Regions from separate parts of the Mus musculus genome. Here region 2 is linked to region 1. A link is a contact called in ENCODE Hi-C or POLR2A ChIA-PET data. All regions are on one chromosome and are shown on one strand. The core of a region is the stretch at or near the end of the contact, and the rest is flanking DNA. Distances in the headings are between cores, read along the strand shown.

Region 1 (4,154 bases), core at 409-2,908:
TCCCAGGTACCCAAGATGCTTAGTCTAGGAACATGAGGAGTATTGGCAAGATCAAGAAACCACAGTTCTTTTTGTGTGGTGGTCTCACAGTAAGCTAGGGGTGTCTTGCTTTGGGAGTCTGTTAGCACATTAACTTACCTATCGTACATATTCAGAAAGTATGTTAAAAGGAGTTGACAATTAGAAAATTGCCTCAGACAGTAAACTGTTAGCGATTATTCTGCTTTCGATAGAGCTCACCAAGAGATGGGTTTCAAGTGAAAAGCAGCAAAAGGGAAACAGGAATCCTGAAACTGAAAATCAACACACACCTAGGCAGTAAAATAAACGCGAGAAATAGGAATCAGAGGGGACTATGGTAAACTGACGTTCCAGAAAGGCAGGGACCGCTACCCCCAAAGCCCTTGGTTCTTGTTTTGAATGTAAATGTGAGAATGTGTTGTTAGATCTGATATTTCAAAAGAAGACTGGAAATGAGAATCCTTTGTGAAGAAGTAGGATGAGGGGCAAGAAGATGGGAAGAAAAGTATTTATAAAAGTCTCCGGGGGCTATACATCTGCAGGCTGCTTTTGCCTGGCGTGGTGGCCTTCAGGATACTTTGGAGGCACTGTCTGCTGACTTGGAAAAGAACAGATATGGAACACACCACGGGGCTTCTGGAAAGGTGGGAGTAGGGGTTGAGTAGGCTGGGATTAGAATGAAAAGTTCTCAATGTCCGCTCTGGAGGACAGAATTTTCTCAACAGTAGGGAGCGCACGTACCATCCAAAACAACGATAAAAAGTTTGAGAAGCCCTGCTGAAGACAGCAGGGAAGCACTGGGCCCTCTGAAGTAACGCTATGAAAACAATAGCACAGAAAGACTATTTGTTACCAGCGTGCGAACACAAGATCCGAGTCAGGTTAACAGCCATAAGGACACGGAAGAGTCGGACCTTGAGGACTCTTACAGGCAGCGACCACATTCTATCGGAAAAACAAGCAAGCTCTCAGCGGTCCAAGGCCTGTCTCCGCTAGTTAAGTTGGAAGGATCGGGAACCTGTGTGTTCTGACTGCTCTTTCGGCACTTTAAACCTCTTGTCCTAATCAGTGTATATAAGGATAGAGATAGTCGCACACGGACAGGTGGGCCTGTGGCAAAAATCCACAAGCCTTAGTAAGTGCTCTACGAAGACGCCCACACCCTGTCGGGTGGGTCGAGACGCATCCCGCTGCCATGGCGACCGCCTCCTTGGAGACCAGGAGCAGAAGCTCCTGTCCCCGGGGGCGCCCGCGTACGCTCCCTTCCCCCCTTCCTACGCCGCGTGCCTTCTTTGTTCTAATGCTTATTTGGAATAGGGAATGGGTGGGAAAGGAAGACCGAAATCCAGACTCAGTCCAGTAGGAAAGGTGACTGCTTAACTCCTAGACAAAACTGCCGCGGATCGGAAACCTCATGGGGAAGGTCGCTCTGGTCGGTTTCCAGCAGCGGTTCCAACATAGCTCCCATCCCGCTTCATCACCCAAGCTCGTGCCGCTGGGGTGACGTCGACTCGTGGGGCTCAGCCTCCGCGCACACGTGATGTGGAATCTCGTCGTTAATTGGTGGATCTCAGAGACAGCTCATTGGTCTGAAGTGCCCTAGCCCCGCCCCTCAACGCCCCTCAAGCCAATGAAGGAGGAGAGGGCGTGGCGCGAGGCTGATGCGGCGCGGGGCTCTTCCTCGCGCTCTCCAGCCCGTTCTGCTGCTGCTACCGCCGCCTCCGCGGTCGTTTCTGACCGCCTGGCCGCGGGGCTCGCCTGCAAGGTGAGATGGGCCCTCCGGGCTCCGTCTAGTTCACCAGAGACGGCTCCTGGGTCTGAGATCCTCAGCTGTGCTGGAGCTGGAGGCTTTGCTTTCTAGCCTGAGGAACTCTGTAGAAGCGGGATGGGGTGGGGGATGTGGGGTCCTGGGTACAAATGACGGTTAGCGGGCAGGGTACAAGTGACACCTGAGGGTGGGGGCGTAAATGTGGCTGACGTCCCGTTCCTACCTGGTCCTCGTGGCTCTATGTGACCTTGGAAGAGTAGCCTCTGAGCCTCCGGTGCCCGGGCACGATCATGAGGAGGATGTTGATGTTGGGAGTGTCGGCTCCAGAGACTCCTGCGTCAGCCTGGCGAGCTCAGAGAGCGCAGGGCATTATCTCAGATGGACAGATCCGCGGCCTTGCTCTTGGTGTGGGTACGTCTGAGGCCCGTTCTGCTGCTCTTGTCCCCTGAGAAAACAATAACACTGAGGTGGGGCGTGCCACACCCACAGGGATGGCGGTAGGAAAGGCCAGAGGGCCAGAGCCAGAGCCTCTCCAGTGTCTCACAGAAATGGTTGGATTTAGGTTCTGGACCAGTGCTCCTGTTAGTGAACAGGGCTCGGTTGGACAGCTTGAGTCTTTCCTCTTTAATCTTGGTGGTGGGATGTGAAGGTAGGGCATTGCTTTGCACTGGGGTGGGGTGGGGTGGGCTGGGTGGGTGGTGGGTGGGTGGGTGGGGGGTAGGAGCAGCTTTCACCCGTGTCTCTGCTTCTTGGGTGAAAGAGTCAATCTAGAGGCCAGATGAATCCAAGCAGCCTCCTTTGATGTCAGAGGGGGATGTGGGAAGTGAATGCTAGGCAGAGGAGAACCACACAGGTTGGTAGACAGGAGGGACTAACACCCTTTTCACAGGTCAACCCTTCCCTCCACTGTTTGTGAGAGTAAACACCTATTACCGTCCTTGCATCCCTGGCTTTGGGGAAGGGGGCTCCAAAGATAGGTCAAGGCTGAGGAGATGAAAGATTGCTTCCACATGCGACCTCCATGTAGCACTCCCTGTCTGAGACTTCAGTGGGTGTTCTTTGAGCTTTAAGGGGAGGTTGGATAAGTGCTTCTGCTGGGCTGATGATTGAGCTGTGACTGGGTCCCTGGATGGGTGTAGGGGAGGTGGTAGGAAGAATTGAAGGTTGTTTACTGCTCTGACATAGAAAGGGCTTTTATGGGGTTGGGAATGGTGGTTGAAGAATGATTCAGAGAGGAGACGGTAAAAGGTTTGGGGCTGTGCTCCCAGCCACACAGCACAACGCAAGCTGAAATTGGCTCTGTGATACCTTGGGGCTTAAAGGCTGCCTCTGGGAAGAGGTAGGTAATCAGAAGGGAGAGAGAGTGTCACAATGCAAGAGTTCCGTTTTGCCATGGGTAGATCACCTTTGCCTCTTAGCTTGGAGCTTGAGTGCTAGAACAGGGCAGCCTGGACTGGACAATGAAAAAGGCCTTATGACACCGAAGACCCTGGATTTTTCCATAACCACCACCTGTTTACCCACATGCTAGCTCTTTGGGAAGGTAGCTTCAGAGCTTTCCCCGCCCACATTTTAGTCACTCCAATTTCCCTAAGAGCATCTGAAATACCAAGAAGCCCTCAGTGTGCCCCCGCCTGAAGCTGTCCAGGATCTCACCTGACTTATGTATATTTGTTTTTTACTTACTAATTATTTGGAGATATTGTCTCAGGTGGCCCAGACTGTCCTTACAATCACTCTGTAGCCAAGGATGACTTGAACTCTGATCCTCCGGCTTCTACTAACCAAGTCTGCCTGCTGCCATACCCAGTTTTCTCTCCTCTCACTCCTGATTTGTCGACAGCCATCTAAGGGCAGGGGCATCATCTTCTTTGCCAGATGAGGGGCCTAAAGTAGAAAAGGCACCACAGCAGCCTCCTCCATAGTCTTCCCAGAGCCTGGTGCCCTGGAGTGAGGAAAGGAAGAAGGGCAGGGGAGGGGCCTCCTTCATCTCTTAGCTAGTTTCTGAGAAGCTGAACTCTCCGAGGACTCCTCCAAGAGTGACCAGAAGTGCCTTTCTTCCGGTGAAATTGCCTTTGCTCTAGGAACCAAGTCCCCAGAGCTCTGTTTTTGTGGTGGTTAAGGGTTGAGGAGGGAGAGTAGAGGGTGCTGGCATTTTCACAGAGTCCTAGGCACAGCCACACAGGCCCAGAGAAGAGCAGGCAGGCCACTGCTTACTCTATTGGAGAAGTGAAATGGCTTGTCCTCACAGCCAATGGGGCATGTGTGTGTGGGGGGGTCTAGTCTGAATTTGATTGGCTACTGTCCCCCCATCCCCAGGGTGGGGAGGGGTCTGTGTGGTTTAGGTGACAGTGGGAACTTGGCT
Region 2 (4,110 bases), core at 154-2,653, 74 kb before region 1:
TGCTAACTACCAAATGCTACATTCCTACAAAGAGCTAAGGATGGAAGGCTGGGAGATCAAGGAGATAAGATTGAGGTCTGTTGAGCCTTCAGGGGATGAAAAATGAGGCCTCTGTAGAGGCCAGCCTGATGAAACCCTTCCTCCCCCTTTCCCAGGTCACCTAGAAAGATGTGACGATGAGGGAGTCAAATTATTGGTTTTCTGCAGTCCAACCACAACTCTGAATGCAGCCTGGGGGCGGGGAGTGGCATGGAGCCCCACCAAAAGCAGAGGAAGCTCACAGTTATTCATTTCTCGAAGGTTCTCTGTTAACAGAGGCAGCCTGAGGTCCTTTTACTTATGTCCTTTAACACAATCACAAGAGAGGAAGTGATACCAAGCTACACGGCTGACCTGCAGTGTGGAATTTGTACCCAGACTTGTTGCCATGACCTAACAGCATAGAGGTCCCTGCAGCAGGAAAACCACAAAGCCCCTCTTTACACCAAGGTCACTGCCTGGGGATGTGACTATAGGGTGAGAAGATGCAGCATTTAGGCTCTTTGAAGACATAAAAGTCTCTCAGACACAACTGGCATCAATGCTGCCCTTACTGACATTCACCTGAGTTCTGAGATCGAGGCTGAATGCCCTTCAAGTTTTTGAAGCTTCCCGGTATCCAAAGAACATTGTTTTCTGCTTTCTTTTGATTTCATCCTTTTCCTCAAACTTCTTTCTTATATCAGACCCTTTCTTATAACAGAAAGGGAGGTGGCAAGAGTGTCCTGGACACAGCAAAGCTTCCGACCTGACTTCCACAGAGCTTCTGTCCGGGTCGTGGAAATAAATATCCACACTCCCGAGGGACAAGTCTCCTGGCCTCGGACTAGATTCCTGTCGGGACTCAGGTCTCCAAGTGCAGGGAGGCTGTTTTGAACAGATGTTATTGCCTGCAACTGCCCAGATCCAGGATCAGGCCGTAGCCCGGACTGGCAGGCCTACTCCCTGGCGCGGCTGCCACAGGTCGTTGCTCGTAGCCAGGCCTCGCTCGAGTCACCAGGGCCTGGGAGAAGCAGGGGGCACTCCGAGGTTCTTTCTGTCCAGCCTGGGCAAACTCTCGGCACCACCTACCTGCTTGCTAAAGGTGCTGGATGCGGATCAAGGAACTGCCGGGGTCGCGAATCCGTGTGTGGCCGACCTCATTCTCCCCTAGTTCAGGAGCCTCTCCGACCCCACGCGCCCAGGCCCAGGGCGCCCATGCGGACTCCCAGGCGTAACTGGCCCTAGCCAAGGTTCCCTCCCTGAAGGATCTCAGTGAACACAGAGTCCTGAGCACCGACGCCCAGGCTGCAAACTTACCAAGAGAAACCAGACTAGGCAACAGGTTGACCGCGTTCGACTGTGCAGAGCCCTCGCAGATGAAGGGGGCGGGACGAAGCCAGCCACGCAGCTATTGGTCAGGCGTGGGGAGGAGGGGCGGGATCGGAAGCGCAGTCATTGGCCTGGCAGAGCCAGACTGTGATAGAGTTGGAAGTACGGCTGTTGGCTGGGCTGGGGATGCCTGGGCGGAGCTGAGCTAGGCCGGTCGCAGGGCCAGTGGATGAGTCCTGATGTTCCGGAGCGGCTGGTCTAGCGGCTGGTGCCCCGCAGGCCTTGCTTGAGGTCTCTTCTGATTTCCTGCAGGTGCATTAGGGAGATTGTTTCTTCCTGCTTAGTCTAGAACACTTTTCAGGGGAAGTCCAGATACCCAGAAAACTGCAGTTCTTAGATTCCGTTCCATTCCTCAGGCAAAGCAGATCTTCTAGCCAAGTACTGGAGGAGAGAGGGTCTTCATGTGATCTGCTCCTATGTCTCCAGTGCTCCATAAACGTAGTGTCGCACAAAATGTCATAGGGACATGAGTGCCTAGCCAGATGACACCAGCTGGGCTGGTAGGAACAGGATGCAGCAAAAGACTGCATCTATCTGGGGATATGCACCAAGCTACAACCGCTTATAGCTCCAACACCAGGGTAACCCGACTCCTCTGACCTCCACTGGCTTACAGAGACAAAGGAACGAAAGCTTTTCGCTTCCAGTCAATTCTTTCAACCAGAAGTAAAAAACGAACATAGTTAAAAAGAAATCAGTTACCTCAGCACGGCTAGATGGTAGAAATGTCTTATAACTCGATGTAGGTGGAGAGTACGCAGCTGGAGCACATGTAAAAATATATCAACTGGGGCTGGTGAGATGGCTCAGCAGGTAAGGGCACTTTTTGCCAAGCCAGAGATCTGAGTCTGACCACTGTAATCTGCATAATGGAAAGAGAACTAACTCCAAAAAGCATTGGCATTTATCACCCCTCCCATCATAAATATAAAACAGGAAAAAAGCTGAAAAATGCATCAATGACATACTTAATGCTATAATCTCCTATCTAATACAGTTTTAAAGACAAGCCTAAGGGAGCACTGAGGTTAGAGCTGCCACCATGCTGGAACTCTTTGAATGAAATTAGATTTTATTACTGTTTGTTTTAGTTAGGGTTCCCGTTGCTATGAAGAGACATCATGAGCATGGCAACTCTTAGAAAATTTAATTGGCATTTGCTTACAGTACAGAGGTTTAGTTCAATGTGGTCATGGCAGGAAGCAAGGTGAAGTAGGCACCATAGCAGGCAGACATGGTGCTGTAGAGGGGCGGAGAGTTCTGCCTCTGCATCCTCAGGCAGCAAGAAGGAAGAGCAAGTCACTGAGCCTAGGTGGAGCTTCTGAATTTCTTCAACAAGGCCACACCCACTCCAATAAAGCCTCATCTCCTAATAATGCCACTCCCTATGAGCCAATAGGGGCCTTTTTCATTCAAACCACACTGTTCTTGGTAGCTGTTCACAACCTTCAGCATATGCAAATCACACATAAGATTCATTGCCTGGGACAGACATGGTAGAAGAACTCCCCAGAGCTGTTTTCTGATGTCCACAACTGCCTGTCCCTACAAAACAAATTTGAAAATGTAAAAAACAACTCTGAAGTGAGGTTTAGTGACTTAGTCTTGTTGAAAGCAACAAGGGCCTCTTATTTAATTCTTGCAAAAAGAGCACCAGGCCTGTGAGGACCAGCGTCTAAATGCAGTTATAGATAGCCTTGTCCTTGCTGAACCACGAAGGTCATTGTAACAATCCAGCTTCCTGGCCTGCATGGTTCCCAATCGTCTATCAACACCTCTTTTAAAAATCTAGACAAGGAGGACTGGTGAGATGGCTCAGAGGGTAAGAGCGCTGACTGCTCTTCCGAAAATCCTGAGTTCAAATCCCAGCAACCACATGGTGGCTCACAAACACCCGTAATGAGATCTGACACCCTCTTCTGGTGAATCTGAAGTCAGCTACAGTGTACTTACATATAATAATAAAGAAATCTTTGGGCCGGAGCAAGCAGAGACTGAGGGAGGGGTTGACTGGAGCAAGCAGAGGACCTAAAAATTTAATTCCCAACAACCACATGAAGGCTCACAATCATCTGTATAGCTACAGTGTACTCACATACATAAAATAAGTAAATAAATCTTTAAAAAATAAAAAGATAAAAATCTACACAAGGGACAGTGTCATGCCTCCGGCATTGTGAGCCACATTGGCCATACTTCAAATGTAAAATCCATCTGGATACTGGCCATTGAGATTTCCATCTTAGAAATGTAGTGAGAATTCTGGAATTTTGTCTGTTTGTTTTTTAAACACAGAAATATTATAGGAGTGTGCTTTTGGTTTACTCCCAGGAGCAGGGATGTGGGGCTGCTTTGGACTCTCTGCAGAAGCTGACCATGATTTGCCTTGTGCTTTAGCAGAAGTGTGGGTTTGCCAGCTGCAGATGATTTCTAGGATTGTGTGACGTTAGGAGTTCTGGGAACTTTCCAGAGGGTCTATCAATAAGAGGCAGGGTCGGTCCTTGTTAGTCCTTTAGGGAGGTTGGTTGTAGTTTGTTAGTAGCCATGGTCAAAGAAAAAACAAAAGGAAAGAAATTAGATTCAGGGATTTTCCTAAGTCCTCTCTCCCCTGTGTCCTTGTTTTTCTCCTAATGTTAGGGGTGAAACCAGGGGGATTAAGGAGGGGGAAAAAAAAACCCAAAGTAGCAACAACCAGCTACA

What was found. Hi-C counts contacts between places; a loop is a spot of excess contacts on that map. ChIA-PET counts read pairs that join two places held with the same protein, here RNA polymerase II (POLR2A).
Region 2: POLR2A ChIA-PET joins it to region 1 with 34 read pairs in Patski. The contact joins the promoter of Mavs here to the promoter of 1700037H04Rik in region 1. A Hi-C loop is called at or near these places in 1 of 37 maps with a recorded cell type or tissue (T-helper 17 cell). POLR2A ChIA-PET finds 5 or more read pairs at or near these places in 4 of 5 experiments (Patski and embryonic stem cell).

Annotation. Positions count from the first base shown.
Region 1 is chr2:131,157,585-131,161,738 of GRCm38, reverse strand. 1700037H04Rik (RIKEN cDNA 1700037H04 gene) reads left to right here and starts at 1,658. Exons shown (of 6, transcript NM_026091.3): 1 at 1,658-1,786. Gm14232 (a long non-coding RNA gene) reads right to left here. Exons shown (of 3, transcript XR_003954063.1): 2 at 2,013-2,234.
Region 2 is chr2:131,231,356-131,235,465 of GRCm38, reverse strand. It overlaps Mavs (mitochondrial antiviral signaling protein), which reads right to left and starts at 1,403. Exons shown (of 7, transcript NM_001206385.1): 1 at 1,339-1,403.